4 separate regions of the Homo sapiens genome follow, and all the other regions are linked to region 1. Evidence: chromatin loops called from intact Hi-C (ENCODE). Cell type or tissue: heart left ventricle. All regions are shown on one strand. Region 1 overlaps MTR (5-methyltetrahydrofolate-homocysteine methyltransferase). Region 2 overlaps LOC124904563 (a long non-coding RNA gene). Region 3 holds the start of RYR2 (ryanodine receptor 2). Region 4 overlaps LOC107985368 (a long non-coding RNA gene).

Region 1 (5,000 bases):
GGCCCATCAATTATTCTTTGCTAACAAAGGCCAGAGGGGGACCCAAAGCTTCCCTGCGCCACAGGAGAGAGAGATCACAGAGCCCCATGGTACCTTCGAAGAGACAGCAATCAGAGCCTACTCAGAAGAGCAGACTCCCAGAGTAATAAGGCACTGCCACCAGAATGTTCCAGAGTGCACTGGAGGAAAGCCCCTCCTGAGAAATTGCTACCTGGGTAGGTAATGTATGTGCCTGGCCCAGTTCCCCTCTCCAGAGGCTACTAAAAAGGTGAACTCTGAGAATTCATTCTATTAAATGCCCTAATATGTCACAGACTGCCCGGACATGAATGGTACTGAAAGTAAAAAGAGATCGCAGAGGACACAGGACTTGAAAGATGAAAGACTGGGCTAGAGCAGAGGTTTTTGAACAGTTATGTCTGTAAAAGAATAGCCACAAATTCCCTAGTGAGGAGGGGCTGGAACTTAACATTAGAACCCCAGTGCCTTATATTCTGTGGCGTCCGAGCCTGGGCGCATACAGTGAGGATTTACTGAGCCTAAGTGCATATGGTAAGGATGTAGCTGTCCTTGTTTAATTCTTCATGGTACTGCTGAAGGCCCCAAATTTAAGAATCCCTTCAGATGCTGTTATGGTAAAAATATGGATGATTATGAATTATATTGTGGTTGGGATTAAAATGCGCCACTATCTTTTTTGTTTGTTTTTTAGAGACAGGGTCTCACTCTGTTGCCCAGGTTGGAATACAGTGGCATGATCATGGCTTACTGCAGCCTCGATCTCCTAGGCTCAAGTGATCCTCCCGCCTCATCCTCCCGAGTAGCTGGCTGAAGAAGTACAGGCCTGCACTCCCCAGTGCACGGCTCATTTTTAAATTTGTTTTGTAGAGACAGGGTCTTGCCATCTTGCCGGGGCTAGTCTCAAACTCCTAGGCTCAAGCAATCCTCCCACCTTGGCCTCTCAAAGTGCTGGGATTACAGGTGTGAGCCACTGTGCCCAGCCAACATTATTATTTCTGAACGACTGAAAATGGCAGTAAAACAGAGTAATTTTCTGCAAATTATTAAATTTGTTAATGACTCTGGTGAATTCTGGTTCCAATTCTTGATTAAGACACTCTTTTTTACAGCAGCTAAAGGGACATGCATATGATATTTGCCTTTTCAAAGGTGGGGGGGATGAGAGACAAGTTGCTGAGAAGAGTCTGTTCTCGTCACTCGAAAGAAAAAAAGCCAGCACAGTCAAAGAACGGCCACTGGGGATATGTACAGGCTGGGCTCTCCTCTCTATATTGGGGGGCCCAGCACAATCTCCATCATCCTTCATCTTCTCTGTAAAACACAAACTTAAACTGCCTCACACGGCTGTGTGGAAATTAAAAGCATGACCATCAAGCACCTTACTATGCACCTGGCACCTGGTATACATTCTGCAAATGTTTGTTTCCACCTGTCTTCCCCTTTCAAGGGAAGCCACCTGACAGTCTATTTTAATAATATGCATAGATATTAACCTACGTTTTTGAACAAGTGAGTGTTCTCTTTCTTCAGAAGCTAAGAAGACTGAGATCCTGACACGTGACCACCTGAGACAGCAGCAATGGTCCTCGCCCATCCATGGAACACAATATTAAACGCCTCACTCCTGCTGAGTGGTCCTGCCTCTGACACCCATGGTGGCGCCTTCTCTCCCTCGTCCTCACAGATGGCTTGGGCTTGGGCGTGTGACTGGTCACTTCTTGGGCATGTGATTGGTCATTTGGGAGGAGGTGAAGCAGACCCTCATTTATGCAAAGCTCTTTTGTGTAGTGCTTAAACTCACAAGCGAAAGCGGTGTGCTGGCTGTCAGTACACCTTCCATACCTGTTGCCTTAACCCATAGAAGGTGGCTATGGGCTCTGCAGCCTGGGGCACAGCAGCCTCTGCGTACAGGTGAATGTCGTCTTGGATACTCTGTGCTGGCCAGAACCCAACCACACCCCGGGCCCGGAGTTTCTTTTGACTAATCAGTGTGTTCAGCATATTGTGGGCATCATCGTAGACCTTCCTGGCCTCTCCACCTATTAGAAAAACAGAATTAGAATTCACTTAAAGATGCCAAAAATAACCATCAAACAATGCTTCTTTTAAAAGCCATTACCCCTCCTCAGTCACCTTCCCTCTTCAGGCTTCTCCATTTTCCTCAAATGCTTTCTGGTGTTTGCCACTGACCCAGCTTAAAGTGGAACAGCCAGGGCTTTGCGGCTCCTGCTAAGTGCAGCTCCCACAGTCTGCTTCTCCCAGTTCAAGCCACTCAAGTTTTCCACTGGACAAAAAGCAGAGAGCCAAAGCTGTGGCTCCCCAAAGCATTCTGTCAGAGAGGATGAGAAAGAGCAGGCCACATTCCTCACTGACATTCCTCGTGCACATACAACTCCACTGACTTTGCAGTGACCTCTGGGAGACGCGACCTGTGCCTCGTATTCCGTGGTGCTTTTAATCCCAACTACAATATAATTCGTAACGATTGACATTTTGACCGTAACAACCTCTGAAGGGATTCTTCAATTTGGGGCCTTCAACAGTACCATGAAGAGTTAAACAAGGACAGCTACATCCTCACCCTATGCACTCAGACTCGGTAAATCCTCACTGTATGCGTCCAGGCCCAGACACCACAGAATACAAAGCATGGTGAATATAAGGCACAGGCCCCGTCCCCCAGAGGTCGCTGTGAAGTCAGTGGAATTGTATGTGTACAGGGAACGTTAGTGGTAAGGGGTGAAGTGTGGCCCAAATCCTCACATGTGGCTTCAATGCTGCACCTGGGCTGGCCTGCTCCCGGACCTGCAGTGGGAGCCAGCCTCCGAGGACACCATCTCGGTTTCCGTGAGACTCGGCCACCCTGCCCATGGTGAGAAGCCTGTCCCACGGCCCCTGGACAGCTCACCTGTGATGATTCAGGGGCAGCACACTAAGAAGCCCCTTGCTCATCACCACGTTCCTGACTACCTGAGAGTTCCTGAGTCTCAGCATCCGAACACGCACACCCAGGCACGCCCCCCCGTGGGAAACTTGGCAAAAGGCTGGTTTCTAGGCTCCTCTCAGCCCTAATCCCATGCTTCTGTGAGTCTACCCCTCCCTGCTGCTCTGATCTGGCTACTACCTGATCCTTTGAATGGCTTTGCATTTGGATTCCGTGTCTCTGTCGGTGGATTCTGGGGTAAGGCTAGAAGTGAGAAGTGGGGGTAGTAATTTAACACCTCACTTACTTCTCTAGTTTATCACCCTAAATCCCCATTCCCTCCCCAATGCTCCAAGCACAATGGGCTCCTTGCAGTTCCCCAAATAGGCACATGTGCCTGTGCCTTCTCACACTGTCTCCTCTACCTGGAATGACCTTTTCTTCAACACCATATCACATCCACAGTCCCAGCCACGGCAACTCCCACTGAATCGTCAAAAACAGTTCGAACACCACCTTGTCCAGGAAGCCTGCCCTGACCTCCCAGTCTGAGCTCTATCTCCTCTTATGTCCACAGGAGCCCAGGCAGGGCCCATTACTATTGGATGTGCCAGCTAGTCAGGTGCTAGACAGCAGGGATTATATTGTCTTCCATTTATCCCTAGTGCTCAGCATGTAACTGATGTCAATAAACATTTATTGAAAGAATAAAGTAAATACCAAATTTAGTTGATGCAATAAGGACCAATCTAGCAGATTGAAAACCATTAAAAAGTTGGGCAGGTGAGCAATATGAAAGCAGCCGTAATCTGCACAATCCAAATCCACTGCTCCTCACCGATTCCGGTCTTCAAAGTCACAATCCCACAGCTTGAATATCAGAGGCAGAAAGGAAGGACTTACTGCACTAACCTACTGTTTTGTCGTTAAATATCTTGGGAAAGCCTCGATTCGGGTACTTGCCCCGGAGCTGCCAGACATCAAAGAAAGGCTTCCAGTCAATGTAGTCCACCAGCTTCTGCAGGTCATAGTCTTCAAAGACCTGGGTCCCAATAAACGTGGGCTTCACTACAGGAGAGAAGTATGGTTGTCAATGCTGACGCTGGCACCCTGCCTGATGGAGGCCTCCCTGCCAGCTCCTCACTGCTCTGCCAACTCCCACACTCCGCCTCCCTCCTGTCACCCGTAGGAGTTGTTTTACAAAGAGGGGAACTTTAAATTATCGTGGAGAAGGAGTAATTCTGCACTGAGTCTTAAATAAAACTATTCTTCACATGCAGCTGACTACACCACCCTTGGAAACTGTTCCCTCAACCCTTCCATCCCCACCCCCTGCCCAAGAAGGAAAGACAGACGGGTTAATCCTCACTTGCACAAATGAAGACAAGGTGAACATGAAGAACATGAAAGAACATGAAGAACATGTCCAGAAAGACATGGAGAGTAAGCTACTTATCTAAAGTTTCAAAACCGGAAACAATCATCTAGATTGTCTACTGACACATATGCTCAAAGTATAGGCAAATGAAGTCCCAAATTCAGGACTGCTGTGCTTTCTGCAGGGGAGGAAGGGACACATGTGGGACTTCCGATACATACTCCTCAATACATAATCCTCCACTCTGCCAAGCATGTGTGCAGCACAGATGTATGAGCAAGGAAAAGCTGATTTATTACCTTAGAAATATGGATTCAATTAATATAACCTCTGTTCACTCTGCATTGTTTCGTTTTTTAAAAATCAGATGGTAGGTTATGTCTTAAGCTGGCTAGTGGGTATACGTGGATGTTTAATATATTGTTCTTTATACCTCCTGGTGAGTCTAAAATACATCATAATTTAAATAATGGTGAAGACTTCAGAGACAGATGGTGCTGCTGGGCTTTCTGGGGCAGGTAGAGCAGCACTGCCATCTGCCCTCCAGACTGTAGTGTGGTCTGCACCTCAGACTCTGGTCTGACATGGCAGGATTAGGCTGGAGTCTAAGGTGTTGGCTCCATTGCCGTATCCGAGCCTTCCTGTCTCTCTACTTCCTGATTTGTAACCAGGGATCAG
Region 2 (5,000 bases), 87 kb before region 1:
GATTCTCGTGCTTCAGCCTCCCGAGTAGCTGGGATTACAGGCGCCCACCACCACATCAGGCTAGTTTTTGTATTTTTAGTAGAGCTGGTTTCTCCATGTTTGCCAGGCTGGTCTCAAACTCCTGACCTCAAGTGATCCACCAGCCTCGGCCTCCCAAAATGCTGGGATTACAGATGTGAGCCACCATGACTGGCTTCCTTCATTTTAGCTATTTCCTTTATTTTAGTTATTTCCTTAATTGAAATCTCAAGGATGGGGTCCATGGTTGAAGTGGTCTTACACTTTCATGCATCATAATATATGTTTCCAAACTACTTTCCAGAAAGGAAACTACTTTCCAACATAGACTGCTGCTAGCGAAGCCCACCCGAGCGCATTATCAGACAGCTTTCCAGCTGACTGTGAGGGGTGGGGACCAGGCACGGGACCAGATGGCAAGCAATGACAAGAGGATCCGTTTGTAAATCCTGGGAACTCTCGCTGCCTTCCATCTCCTGCTTTCCTCTGGTGTCCTTGTACCCAGATGCTTCCTTCAAGTCATCTCCTCTCTCTTATTTGGTTTAAATTAAGAGTAAGCTAGGAGCTGGAGCTCGTCTCAGTGCCAATTCTGACAGGAAGTTGGACAGCCGAGATGCCTTGTGGAGCTCTTGGATTCCATGTGGGCCGAACGCAACCTTCACACATCTGCAGCCTCCATCTGCTGCTTCATCACAGGACATCATCCTCTGTCCAGGCATTGCTTAGTTTGCACAAGACGTGTCTGTGTAAAAATGCTTCACCACTCACTCCTCCGCAGCTGCCTCTGCTGAGCCACACAGCGCCCATCGCTCTACATCTATTGGGAGCACACAGGGCATCATCCCATGGAGGAAATTCACACAGAACTTACAGGGCAACTACATCTATGAGCTGCCAGTGTTATCCCACATGTGCTCATTGAAAGGAATTGTAGAAAAGATATTGGACGTCCTTGTCGGAAGCCCTTGTTCTATTTCCGGCTCTGAGAAGCTGCAAAACCTTGGATGAATCACTCACTGCCTGCAGTCCTCAGTCTCCCTCTCTACCAAAGAAGGAGAAGAACAGCTGTTCTTGCATCTCACATGGTGGTGGTGAGAATCGAATGAAACACTGTGCATGAACGCTCTGCAAACTGTGAAGTGCTGTGAGATATAGAGCACTGGTATTATCATTTGAATGCCAATTCTGAAGTACCCAGAGAGCAAATGGGTGACAGAGGCCATGGTTTGCTTTCCCCACAGCCATTCTACACCTCTTTCAAGGCCAGTTGTGTTCATGTCGCATCTGGCTTTATGTCCGGCGCCCAGGAATGAATCACGGTTGAGCTAAATGAATCACGGAAATCTCATTCCTTCTTTGCTCCTTTGAGGCAGGCATGTGATTCAACAGAGATCCAGAACACTTGGGGAAAGATACTCCTCCGTGATAGAAGGAGAGAGCTCTCCCCGCCTCCTAGCTTGGACGTTGTCTTGTGAGGACTTGGTGCTATGTGCTGCAGCTGCACAGAGCTGGCACCAGAAAAAGGAAAGCCAAGAGCAGCCGATCGCGGGCCCTGACGCCGTGGAAACAGTACATGAACCACCTCTGGGACTGCCAATCTCCAGACTTCTGATGTGCGATTTGTGAGTAAAATTTTGTGGCTTACATCAGACATTCTCCTACCTAAAGGCACAAAGGGGAGAAACAATGGGTGATGGAAACGATCAAGTCTTACCAGTGGATGAAATTGAACAAGTTTTTCCAGCAGGCTCAATTCCTTGCCCTCTTGTCTCCGTCGGCTTTGCTTTATTGTGGTTCACTTCTTTTTTTTTTTTTTTTTTTTTTTTTTTTTTTTTTGAGACGGAGTCTCGCTCTCGCCCAGGCTGGAGTGCAGTGGCGTGATCTCTGCTCACTGCAGGCTCCGCCTCCTGGGTTCACGCCATTCTCCTGCCTCAGCCTCCCCAGCAGCTGGGACTACAGGCGCCCGCCACCTCGCCCGGCTAATTTTTTGTATTTTTAGTAGAGACGGGGTTTCACCGTGTTAGCCAGGATGGTATCGATCTCCTGACCTCGTGATCCGCCTGCCTCAGCCTCCCAAAGTGCTGGGATTACAGGCGTGAGCCACCGCTCCCAGCCTGTGGTTCACTTCTTAGATTGCAGCAAGCGGCTGGGCGTGGTGGCTCATGCCTATAATCCCAGCACTTTGGGAAGCTGAGGTGGGAGGATCACTTGAGCCCAGGAGTTTGAGACCAACCTGGCAACATAGTGAGACTGTATCTCGACAAAAAATTTAAAAATTAGCTGAGTGTGGGGGCACATACCTGTAGTCCCAGCTACTAGGGAGGCTGAGGTGGGAGGATCACTTGATCCCAGGAGGTTGAGGCTGCAGTGAGCTGTGATTGTGTCACTGCACTCAAGCCTGGGTAACTCTGTCTCAAAAATTAACTAATTAATTAATTAATTGCAGCAGTTAGTAAACTTCTGAGGCAAAACAAAAATGGTAAATGAATTTAAAAGTAAGTGGCTACAAGGAAATGAATTAAAATATGAGGAATGTGTGATTACGTGAACAGCGGGCACTGAGGACAGGCAATGGGCCAGGAGAGCTACCCCCACCAGCATCAGGAAGCTGAGACAGAGAAGGGAGCGGGCACAGGACTGCAGAGGTGGGTAAAGGGGAGTCCACGACTTCCAAGGGAAAAACTCCAAGGAAAAGCCTCCACTTGGAATGTGTCACCCAGCTCTCTGTCTGGACAAATGCAACTCCTTAGTCCCATGATCAGCCAAACATTTTGTCTTTCTTTCCATAAAAGTTATTGCTATGGCCTGAATGTGTCCCCCAAAATTCCTATGTTGAAACGTAATCACCAGTGTGATAGTAGTATTAAGAGGTGGGGCCTTTAGGAGGTGATTAAGTCATCCCCGTGACTAGTGGGATTAGTGCCCTTGTCAAAGAGGTTGAAGGAAGCACCACAGTCCCCGTCACCCCTTTTGCCATCTGAAGATGCAGCAAGAGACACCATCTTGGAAGTGGAGAAGAAGCCCTCACCAGACACCAAACCCGCTGGCACCTTGATCTTGGACTTCACAGCCTCCAGAATTGTGAAAAAATAAATTTATATTGTGACATTTGTATAAATGACCCAGTCTGTGGTCTTTTGTCATAGCAGCAGGAATATACCAAGATAGTTATCAACTGAGCTTTTTGTTTTGTTTAATTTTGGGCCTTAAATGCGAGGCACTGTACCAGGCATAGTCCTCGGTTCGTGACACATAATCACGATCAGTCCTTACGTAGCCCGTCTTTTACTTTCATTATTTATTTTTATTGCATAACAAACGCTGCTAAGCCAGCCTCACTCAAGAATTAAAAATTTACCACGGATATACGTCTCCCTACGTGCTCACCACTATCCCATGTCCCTGCTTGCCTTTTTTTTTTTTTTTTTTTTTTTTTTGAGATGGAGTCTCGCTCTGTTGCCCAGGCTGGAGGGCAATGGTGCGACCTCGGCTCACCGCAACCTCCGCCTCCCGGGTTCAAATGATTCTTCTGCCTCAGCCCCCCGAGTAGCTGGGATTACAGGCACCCACCACCACGCCAGCTAATTTTTGTATTTTTAGTAGAGATGGGGTTTCACCATGTTGGCCAGGCTGGTCTCGAACTCCCGACCTGATGACCTGCCGGCCTCAGCCTCCCGAAGTGTTGGGATTACAGGCATGAGCCATCACAGCTGGCCTATCCCTGCTTGCCTCTTGAAGGGAGTTAATACTTTGAATTTTGTGTTTATCATTCTGATCCTTTTTTGGTTTTGGTTTTGGTTTATCCTGTACATACGTATGTCTAACCAATATATTGCTTAATTTTGCTTGTTACTTAACATTTCATGGCTAAAATTCATCCAAGTTATTGAACGTGGCTGGAGTTACTTTCCCGTTGTGTAGATATACCATAATTTATTTGTCTATTCTCTTGTCAAAGGACATTTTTTTTCCATTCTTCCCTGTATAGAACAAGAATTCTGTGAACATTCTTGTATATTATCTTGGTGCACATGTGCTAAAGAGTCTCTTGGATATTTACCTAGAAGTAGAATATCAAATAGGCAAATATTCAATTAGACAGAATACTACCAAATTATTTTCCAAAGCGATTGTGCTACTTTAGTTTCTCATTGGTAATATGTAGGAGATCCCACTGATCATTTGATCTCTAATACTTGGTATTGGCAGACTTCATTTAATAATCGCATGGGTATAAAATGGTCTTCAATTGTGCAGATGCTGTACAGTCTCCTGTGGTTTAATGTCTTTTTGTATATTTATTGGCCATATGTGGTTCCTCTTCTGTGAAATGCATTTATCTGGTTTTTGCTCATTTTTCTATATTGAGTTGTCTTTTTTCTAGTGATATGTAGAAACTCTTTATTATTCTTGAGTGATCTTTGTTGGTTATTTGTGTTGCAAATATCCTTTCTCTCATCTCTCCGAAGGACATACAATTATTCTCAGAAACAATTTATTCTGAATACATATTGAAGAAAACTTGAGATGAAGATGAGAAGGGATGAAGAGCTCCAAAGCCCACCCTCAACATTCCTGACAAAACCTGGGACTTTGGGAAACGGACCATGGCAAGTGATTTTGTACCGAGATTGCTGATGGGAAGAGAAGTGGGGAATACTAAACAGAAACCAATCTTCATGGAAACAGGGACAGGAGAGGGTGTTGACAACGGGAGGGTAAAAACCAGACTGCTCTCATGAAAGCAAAGAGGGTTGACTGTGAGTTAAAGCGGCAGGCTACCTTGTGTTCGTTTATTTTCTTTTTATTTTTATGTTCATTTTTAAAGACTTTTAATCTGAACACTTCCAGGTTTACAGCAAAATTGAGAAGATGGTACAGAGCATTCCTGTATACCCCACCCGCAGTTTCCCCTATTATCAACATCTTACACTAGTAGGGTACATTTGTTAGAATTAATGAACCAATATTGATGCATCAGT
Region 3 (5,000 bases), 150 kb before region 1:
CATCAAATTCACAATTACGGTGTCTTAATGACTGTTTTTGTTTTTCTATGCAAAACAGCTTCATCCATCACTATCAAGAATTCTTCCATCTACAACTGTTTTATCAAGATGTACAGATTCCTAATACTCCTTGGGCTATTTGCTTTAAAAAAAAAAAAAAAGAAGAAGAAGAAGAAATAACTCATATTGACAAGCTTGCACATGACAGAGAAATAAATGCCCTCAGAAAAAAAAGAAGCGACTTCAATGTGGGAACTATACTACAGTCTCCCCATTATTCACCCCATCAGCATTTCTGAACCACCAACATTCTCAGGTTAAGAGAAAAAAAAGGGGGGTGGGGGAGGGAAGGATGGAGGGTAATGGGTGGAGAAGCCGGTAAAGGATTTGAGAATTTCCATATGAAAATTGGAAAATTGTGAGGAAAGGCATGTTTTCCTTTTAGATGTTAATGCTATACCAAAAAAAAAAAAATCCCCCTGCTCCACTGTGTCACCTCCTTCAAGGTCATTTGTCGTCAGCACAGCAACCTACGGATGTTTTATTAAAAGAAAAATCCCAGCCTGGGACTGCCAGATCTCTACCCAGGACCCACTTATCAAAGGTGCTGCTCTAGCTGACAGGCAGCTGCTGAGTGGCACAGAGTTGACATTACTTGATATGTGCAGAACCTCATCAGCCAGCACGTTCCCTCGGTCCCCATTAAGCATTCTGATAACACCACCTCCATGAGCTCGGCTTAACAGTTAAGCCCGCAGGAAGCCCTTGAGTGCATGAAGCCTACCAAAATGTCCCAGCTAGTTTTAACCCCACAGAGTTTGATACGAATTGATTGAAAAATTATACAGCAACCGTATTTGTCCACCTGAATAAAATAGTCCTTAGTTTTGAGAAAAATCTAATGTGGTGTTAATTACTTAAAAAAAAAAAAACCCTTATAGTCTATTTTCTATGAAAAAGACAACTGTATTACTAGCAGGTTTATACACCGTGACCAAGGTATTAGTGAAGAGGCTCTTCCAAGCCCGGTCTTGGGCCAACAGTACTTCAAAAAGCATATGCAATGGTGCATAACCTGCAGCTATTAGACTGGATTACTATTAGGTTGTCATCTGATGTGGACCCTGGGTTTTTATCCTTCCCAAAGCTTTCTCCCAGTCCGTTTAATGCACAAAAGAGAAAGAGACAGTCGTTTACAACGTTCCTTTGCAAATTCGCTGTTTTCATATGTTTAGTACCCAAATACATCAAGACTATTTTCACACCTAAAAGTTAATATTCCAAAATTCCACCGTATCTACGATTTTCTGTGATTATAGGTAACTGTAACCGGGAAGTGGTTTTGTTTGTTTGTTTGTTTTGTTTTGTTTTGTTTTTGTACTGCTGAGGAAAGAAGTACCAGCAGAAGCTGCAGTTCTAGGTTGGGGAAGTCTGGGGAATCCTGCAAGGGAACATCCTTCGGGAAGGAGGACAGAAGTGGAGAAGGAACGACTGAAAGGATGCTAACTAGGTTATTATTAGCAGGAAGTTAGGGCATTTTCTTTTCTGGAGAGGCTCTCCAGTCCCAGCTTGGAGGTGTGCAATGCCTCAGCCTGGGAAGTATCTGCAGTGTTCGAACAAATGAGAGAAAGGAAGGAGCAGTGCCAAGAGGTACTTAAGGAGAAAGAATTGTATTAGTGTGGAGCCAACCTTTCCCGGGCAGCCACCCTGCCCTTACACTTACACACACACACTTTGCTTCACTTGGCATGCAATAAGCCAGCATTTAGAGAACGACACGTTCACGATGTTCTCCCCACCACCACCCGCGCGCGCGCACACACGCAAACACACGCTCGCTTCCCATGCCTTCCACGCTTTGCAAGCGGTCACAGCACCACCACGGATGGCACCAGCCCCGGGAACCGCGGGGACCACGGAGGCGACTCCTCCTCCGCTTTCGCAGCACCTTGACTTGGGGGAAACCTCCGCGCAGCGTCCTGCACCATCACCCCCGCCCCCGGTCAGCTGCGCCGCACGCTACACGGAGTAAGCGAACCAACGTCTTCGCTCCGTGACAACGCGCGGGTCCAGCCCGAAAGCCCAAGAAACCTCCCGGCGGCGGTATTCCCAGAAACAGCCCGAGTTCCCGCCGCTCCCCGCGCCCCCACGGGCCACCCTGCTCTGCACCCTGCCCCCGGCCGCCCGGGAGGTCCCAGCCGTGCCACCAGGCAGGCCGGACCGGCCGTCCCCTCCTCTCCCGGTTCCCGCAGCTCCGACGCTCCTGTCCCCGGTGCCCCGGGTCCGAGCCCGGGCGCCTGCCGCCGGCTAGCCGCGCTCCATCCTCTAGCTTTCCACACGCGCGCACAGACACGCGCCCTTGCCTTCCCTCGCCCCAACACGCACACCTGCACACACTTGGTGATGCCCGCTCCTCCCGCATCCTCAGGGGGCACCCCCTCGCCCCGCCCGCGAGTCCCCGCTGCCCGCTGTCACTCTGCCCGGACCCCGCTAGTGGATGCCCTGACGCCCCCTTCCCCTGACAGCACACGCGACGCACGGCGCTTACAGTTCGCAGGAACTGGATCTCGTCTTCGCCCTCGCCCCCATCGGCCATGGTTCCGCGCCTCCTCGCCGGGGCCGGCTCCCGAGCCCCGCGGAGCTCGGCGGCGGCGGCGGCCCCTGGCGCTGCCTTCTGCTTCTGCTGCCGGGAGCCGGGGGCTGGAGGGGGCCGCGCTGCCGGGTGCCGAGCGCCGGGCGGTCCCCGCCTGCAGAGCGGAGGAGGAGGCGCGGACGCTCGGGCGCGGGTGGTCGAGGCGCGGGGCCTCCCTGCTCCGCACTGTGCGGGAGGAGGGCGGCCCGGGCCCGGAGGACGCGGGGAAGCAGCCCCGCAGCCCAGCCGCGCTCGCTGCCTGCAGCCGGCGGTCCGCTCGGCCCCGGCTCCTCCGAGCAAGTGCGCGGAGCCAGCTGAGCCGGGGTTAGTGCAGCGGTGGGGGTGGGGTGTGGGGGCGGGCGGGGAGGAGCTCGGCGGCTCCCCGCTGCTGCAGGTAATCCGCAGCCCGCTCCTCCGGGCCGCCAAACCCGAGGCCCAGCGCCACTTACTGGCTGCGCTGGGAATCGGGGCCGGAGCGCACCCGGCGAGCGCACAGCCTCCTACCTGCGCCCCGCTGGGGTCCCTGGGCTCATTCCCCTGCCCCTTCCGAGCTTAAAACCGCCGGCACGACGCCCCTTCCTCCTGGACTGGGCTAGGGCACTAACTTCCACGGCACTTCGGATCGCACGGAAGAATGATATCTTTCACCTGGGCGCACGGGGTGGCTAATCTCCAAGTAGAGATTACGCAACACCTGGTATTTTAAACGTGGATTACCTCTATTCATGATCAAATGGGAATTCTTCAAGATCTAGTTTTAGTGTACCATGCTTTTCGCAGATAATCGATGCAAAGTGCACGGTTTTGGTGCACAGAACTTTAACATTCAACAAATATACAGTGAGCGCCTATGCCAGACAATGTGGTACAAGACAGACCCAGAAGTGTGTAGTCTGTATTCGAAGTGCAAGCCTTAATTCAACAAGGAATTGCGGTAAAGTATGGGATACTATCTATAAGTCTGAACCACTGGATGGGTCTAAAGTCAGACTGTGCTACCCATTATCCTTGCTGAGAGAAGAAATTCGAGCATTCCACCGCAGATAGTAATATCTTGCTCTCGCAATCCTCCATGCAATAGTCTACCAAATGCCTACTTAACAAACGGCTATGACTAAGAAAATACAGGGTCTGAGACAATTTGGACAAGAAAGCAATTTGTCTCTTGTTCCTAGTCCACAGCGCTTTCATTTATCGTACTTAAAATAAGTATGTGCAAAGTAAAGTTTTCAAATGTCAGTACTACGGAGATGCAGACATTGTAAAACAAGGATTTTTGCGTCCGTTTACCTACATCTTACATTCTGCGGCATCTAACTCATTATTAAAATCGACCACTGAGTTCTATACAGTTTATATTTTATTTTTAGCATTCATTAACTTTGTACTTACTGGGGTAGGTTTGTAAATTTCCAGGAGAATGACAATATGTGTATAAATACTCGCTGTCCGTGGTAGAACTAGTAATGTTCTGCCCTATCTCATGGAAGTATACCAGTCACCTTACCTAAAAACTTGACCTATCCCTGTAGCCATGACGACTAACCAACTCTTAAACCGTTATTATTTATGTGAATGTTTACTCTTACGAGTCTCTAAAGGAACAACCAGTGAGCTCCCAAAAAGTCGGGTAAGAGTCCTCCATGAGCAATGACTATATTCTGAAATTGGCTCCTGATTTAATGTTAAATGATTTGATCTTCCAAATTTAGAACGTATCAAATTGACGTTTTAAACTATTTTATTCAGAACTATGCAGAGACAGGTTTCTTAATTACTCCATTCTACCCAGATGGTAGGTAAAATAATATAAAAACGCTTACCACGTCTTCATTTTGGCATTTTAACTAGGCTGTAAACTGTTCTAGCAAGAGTTATGGTTATTATTTCTTTAGTTCTCTCAATGTAAGTGGAATAATGCTAAAAGGCCTAGACACTCGATGTTTCTTATTCACCCCATACAGTCTTCAACAGCAAGTAGACATAGAGCAGAGACTATTTATAAAACACACCGTGTATGTGGACTTTAAAACACAAAAATACAAAACTATGAGGTTTATAGATCTCTAGTCTGTTCTAAAAGTATAAAAATATGTTTGAGAATGATATACAACATTTATTTTTAAAAAGAAAACCAAAGCAAATATAACAAGTGTTTTAATACTGGTGATGGGCATATTGGTGGAATATTATTTTTGGTACTCTGATATTCTGTTATATTTCATAATTACATAACAAAATAATTTTTACAAGAAAGCAACTTCAGTGAAAGCTATGGAAACTTTTTACTTATAGCTTTTTTAAAAAAAATTTAACCCTTTTGGATAATTTAGTTATAATTCCCTAGTTTCTTCTTCTGGTGGACAAT
Region 4 (5,000 bases), 110 kb before region 1:
GGGAAATGCCTCACCTTGAGTGTTTATCATTTTTGTGTTGGCTTCAAGTCCTCTCTTTTAGTTACTTTGAAATATGCATAACATTGATGCTAAGTATCATCACCCTAGTGTGCTATCAAACATCTGAACTTATTTCTTCTATCTAACTGTATGTTTGTACCCATAACCAACCGCTCTTCATCCCTCTTCCCCTACCACCCTTACTATTATTTTCCTTTTTTTTTTTAAGACAGGGTCTGGTTCTGTCACCCATGCTGGATTACAGTGGCATGATCATAGCTTACTGCATCCTGGAATCCTGGGCTCAAGTAGTCATCCCATCTCAGCCTCCAAGTAGCTGGGACTACAGGTGTGAGCCACCATGCCCAGCTGATTTAAAAATATTTTGTTAGTCTGGGTGCTGTGTCTCACACTTATAATCCTACCACTTTGGGAGGCCGAGATGGGAGGATCGCTTGAGGTCAGAAGTTCAAGACCAGTCTGGTCAATGTAGCAAGACCGTATCTCTAAATAAATAAATAAATAAATAAATAAATAAATAAATAAATAAATAAATAAATTGTTGTTGTTAAGGGGTGGAGTCTTGATAAGTTGCCCAGGATGGTTTTGAACTCCTGGTCTGAAGAAATCCTCTTGCCTTGGCCTCCTAAAGCAATGGGATTATGGGTGTGAGCCACCAGGGCCGGCTACCATTTCTATTCTTATGAGAAGCAACTAAACAGGGCATCAGGATGACATAGTAAGAGGAGTATAGGTTTGGAAAGCAGGGTTCCTAACGGGCAGTGAGTGGGACACTTGCCAATGCCAAACCTGAGAAATTAATTTATTTTCTCAAGGAAACCGTATTAGATGTTCCCTAAGGAGAGCATTTTGAGATTGAACGTAAACTTTCTCAGCCACATCAAAAAGCCTGGTAGTGAAGCACAGGGCGTTCGACACACTGAAGGGCAATCATTGGGCTGAGCTTCTGCCCTGTGCTCCCAGACCACAGTCTACAGAATCAACTTCTATAGACTGTAACCATTTGATCTAAATGCCAGAGCCTGGGATGCCCAAGGAAGATAAAAGCAAGGGTCATATTTATGTTCTTTTATTTCACATCCATTGAACAACTGTTCAACGGGCACCTCCTAGCTTCCTGTCTCTCTGGATGGGGTCCTGGGAGCCAGAAAAACAAAACAGACTTCCTCTCTCCAGAATGTTCACAGCATGACGGGGGATGAGACAAAGCCGGTCCTCAGCAGTGCAATTGCGCTTTAACTAAGCATGAAGGGGGTGTGTCCCATGCCAACCACATCTCCATAGCCCTGTGGGACAAGATGCACAGGACTTCCCTGATAAGAGAAAAACAGTCCTCTGATAGCACCTGGGGATGCACGCCACTATCTTCAGTGACTATTTGGAAGGATCAAAACCGGTTGATGCCTTAACTCACGGCAGCAGCAGCTCTACTTCAGTGAAGAAAACCAACAGAAGTTCACGTTGCAACTGTGCTGTTTATGACCCCGAGGAAGCCATCGGGCCACCTGGGCTCTAGGGTTTCCCTGCTGGGAAATGATCCTTTTCATCTCAGGGAAGACAGTTATTATTATTATTATTTATTTATTTATTTATTTATTTGAGACAGAGTCTCACTCTGTCGCCCAGGCTGGAGTGCAGTGGCGTGATCTCAGCTCACTGCAACCTCTGCCTCCCAGGTTCAAGCGATTCTCCTGCCTCAGCCTCCTGAGTAGCTGGGATTACAGGCGTGCACCACCACTATGCCCGACTAATTTTTGTAGACACGGGGTTTCACCATGTTGGCCAGGCTGCTCTCGAACTCCTGACCTCAAGTGATCCACCTCCCTCAGCCTCCCAAACTGCTGGGATTACAGGCGTGAGCCACCATGCCAGGCACTGGGGAAGACAATTCTCATTCAATTATTCAAGCCATTCTCTCTCTCTCTCCTCTCTTCCTCTCTCCCGCCCTCTCCCTTTCTCTGTCTTCCTTTTTCTCTCTCTCCTTCTCTGCCTCTTTCTGTCTTCCTTTCTCTCTCCCTCTCCCTCTCTCTGTCCCCCTCCCCCAATTCTGCCCCACCACCTGTCTTTGAGAAGAGAGAAGGGACAGCTGTGTTCCCTCCCTAGCCACCCACTGGGACTGCAGGACCAGGAGGTGGGCCAGTTCTGCTGACATCTGATGCTAACAAAAAGCATCAGCGAAGCCGCTGCTCAGCCTCTCCTGGCTGTAGGAGGAATCACTGCTGTGGAACATGAAAAATTAATTAGGAGAAGATGAGTGCCTGGGCCTCCTTTCTTCTCAGACCCAACGGAATCAATAAAATCCTCAGCTCCTGCCAATAAAAGGCAAAATTGTGCATTACCCATGGACAGCCAGAGAGCTGTCAGAATTACAGAATATTGAAACTCGAAGGCCCCTAAATGTCCCCAAATTGTCCAAAGAGTCTTTGTGATTTATTCACTAACACAGTAAGTTGGTGTCAGGGGCTTGGTTCACACCTGTATCTCTGAATGGACTTGGACCACATGAACCAGAATCAGGAATCCTCCTGCACTCACAAAATCATGGAGAGGAAGGGCAAGGGGGTTGCTTGCTGCAGAGAAACCCTAACTCCCTTTCCCTATAGAAATGCCTCCAAGTAGAAGTGGAAAGAAAGAAATAACACACCTGTGCTCACCCCCGCCTGGGCCCTGCCTTTGGCCGCTGGGTATGCCGGTCTCCTCTATGCCCTCTGAGTAACAACAGAAACAAGAACTGAATCCCGAACAGTGGTGGCCAGGGAGGGCCCGTGTGGAGGCACGGCCAGTCTGCCACCTGCCTGCACTGCACCGATCTCTCCTGCGTGAGATCAGCCAGCAAGGCACGTCCAGGGCCTGCCTGGGTTAAGTGGCTCTCAGATGAGGTAATAATGACAAAGCTCTCCTGAGCCTGGTGAGTTTTCCAGGCATGGAGTCAGGTCGCCTTATTTAGTCTGATTGTTAAAACCATTCTTTAAATATCCTGCTACGGGAATTTACGATGCCTTTTGAAGCTTTTTATTTAACTGGTAGTGTTTTGTTCCTCTTTTCCAGAGCCGTGAGGATGGGGAAAACTGTTTCCTTCCACCACGTATTCTGGTGTTGAAAGGTCAACCTCAATGTTAGAGAAAACACAGCACCCGGCCCTGCTCCCCTTCTCTTCGCAGGTGAAGTCACTGAGTGACATGGTGTGTCAGGTGCCCTTGGGTTTGTGGGGGAAATGAGGACACTGATGTGTAAAAAGCCAACAGCCAAGGAGAGGACAGAGGCCACCCTGTGTAGATGCTGCCTCTACAGCAGGTGACGAGAAGCTGTTCTCCCCTCTTTGGTTTTATCAAAGCTGGTGAGCACAGTCCTGTCAGCAGACAGACGCGAGGGGACGTGGGTCAGGCGTGTCATCCACGGGATGGGCAGGGGCCTAACGCCAGCAGCAACCCGCATCTCCATTCAAGGGCATGGGCACAGGGTCATGGAGCGTGTGTGACTGATTTGGCCATGCCAGAAACACAGTCCTGGGGAAAAGAAGAACAGCAAGAGATCGCAGATGCTTCTCACCGTCTGGAATTTTCGTAACATTCTACTTTCCCCAAACCTCTTACTGGCAAAAGTCTTATCACCAATCATAATGAACTTTGAGTTCATTAAATTGAATTTTATGTTAATATGATTTTTTTTTGAGACAAAGTCTTGCTCTGTTGCCCAGGCTGGAGTGCAGTGGCACAATCATGGCTCACTGCAGCCTTGACCTCCAGGTCTCAAGCGATCCTCCCACCTCAGCCTCCCAAGTAGCTGGGACTACAGGCACATGTCACCATGCCTAGCTGATTTTTTAATTTTTTGTTGAAACGAGGTCTCACTATATTGCCCAGGCTGTATGTTAATATAATTTCCAAACATAGGACTAGGTGTAAAGATAGCAACAATTGCATTAAACATGAATGACGTTTGTGTAATGCTGTGAGCTGTTATCTGTACTTTTTTTTTCTTTTTTATCTTTTTTTTTTTTTTTTTTTGAGATGGAGTCTCTCTCTGTCACCTCAGCTGGAGTGCAATGGCATGATCTCAGCTCACTGTAACCTCCGCCTCCTGGGTTCAAGCGATTCTCCCGCCTTAGCCTCCTGAGTAGCTGGGATTACAGGTGAGTGTCACCATGCCTGGCTAACTTTTGTATTTTTAGTAGTGACGGGGTTTCACCATGTTGGCCAGGCTGGTCTCAAACTCCAGACGTGAGGTGATCCACCTGCCTCGGCCTCCCAAAGTGCTGGGATTACAGGCATGAGCCACTGTGCCCGGCCTGGTACCTGTACTTTCGTGCAGGTGTGCAGTGACCATGTACCCAACAGCTGCTTCAAGCGCACGTAAGTACTTCCTCTCTTCTAACCATAGGACCAGGCCAAACTGGGCCTACTCTGTCGAGTTACCATGTAGGTATAACACAGCCAGAAACTGCAAGTCATGTAGCCTGAGCAATAGGAAAGGCGTTGACCCCTAATAACACCCACAACCAGTAAGTCCTTCCAACAGAACCAGAAGACTAGGACATGACCAGAACCTGAATGCTGGAACTATTTCAGATGCAAGGAGTCCATTGGCCCCAAAGATCAGGGGTAAAATCTGCCTCAACATACCTTACTATAAATGGTCAAATGTCAGACCTCCAGTCAGACCCTGCCAAGCCAACTATTCCTAAGTCCTTTTCCATGGCCCATGAGCCCTTAAAACTTGCCCCAGACCCCCAGTGGAGGAGACAGATTTCAGCCTCCCTCCTGCTTCCTTGCTGGTCTGTCTTGCAATAAAGCCTTTTTTTTCTCAAAAGCCCGTGCCATAGTATTGGCTTCTGTGTGCATTGGGTAGAGAGCCCATCTGCTCAATATGACTTTCTCCTGGGCCCCAACAATTGCCCTTGTCTGAGCTCCTTGAGGAAGCTCCATGTGCTTGTTCCAGGGACATCTCCCCTCCCCAAAAGGCCCCATCAACTGAGGGCT

What was found. A loop is a pair of places that touch in the nucleus more often than their neighbours do. Peaks named below come from ENCODE experiments on the same cell type or tissue, not always from the same donor. Only the 100,000 strongest peaks of a DNase experiment are listed, where the experiment ranks them.
Region 2: a loop joins it to region 1, with 3 times the contacts of the local background. A loop is called at or near these places in 5 of 110 quality-filtered maps.
Region 3: it touches region 1 in a loop (12-fold over the local background); 16 of 110 quality-filtered maps call a loop at or near these places.
Region 4: a loop joins it to region 1, with 15 times the contacts of the local background. A loop is called at or near these places in 12 of 110 quality-filtered maps.

The regions. Positions count from the first base shown.
Region 1 is chr1:236,888,193-236,893,192 of GRCh38, reverse strand. MTR (5-methyltetrahydrofolate-homocysteine methyltransferase) reads right to left here. Exons shown (of 33, transcript NM_000254.3): 28 at 3,857-4,012; 29 at 1,864-2,060. Among named protein-coding and RNA genes, the nearest start is that of MTR, 95 kb to the right of the region's middle. In heart left ventricle, CTCF peaks have their summits at 2,703 (motif pointing right) and 4,842; a DNase peak (open chromatin) is centred at 4,072; H3K27ac peaks cover 4,673 bases.
Region 2 is chr1:236,975,393-236,980,392 of GRCh38, reverse strand. The region is part of intron 1 of LOC124904563 (a long non-coding RNA gene); the gene reads right to left. Among named protein-coding and RNA genes, the nearest start is that of MT1HL1, 27 kb to the left of the region's middle. In heart left ventricle, no CTCF peak of the experiment used is centred here; no DNase peak of the experiment used is centred here; H3K27ac peaks cover 771 bases.
Region 3 is chr1:237,040,118-237,045,117 of GRCh38, reverse strand. RYR2 (ryanodine receptor 2) reads right to left here and starts at 2,934. Exons shown (of 105, transcript NM_001035.3): 1 at 2,549-2,934. The coding sequence starts at 2,596. In heart left ventricle, a CTCF peak has its summit at 3,088 (motif pointing left); DNase peaks (open chromatin) are centred at 1,847, 2,407 and 2,977; H3K4me3 peaks cover 4,628 bases; H3K27ac peaks cover 4,435 bases; H3K27me3 peaks cover 1,250 bases.
Region 4 is chr1:236,995,929-237,000,928 of GRCh38, reverse strand. The region is part of intron 2 of LOC107985368 (a long non-coding RNA gene); the gene reads right to left. Among named protein-coding and RNA genes, the nearest start is that of MT1HL1, 6.0 kb to the left of the region's middle. RefSeq lists an enhancer at 712-3,617. In heart left ventricle, CTCF peaks have their summits at 2,198 and 2,839; DNase peaks (open chromatin) are centred at 2,788 and 3,408; H3K4me3 peaks cover 825 bases; H3K27ac peaks cover 4,122 bases.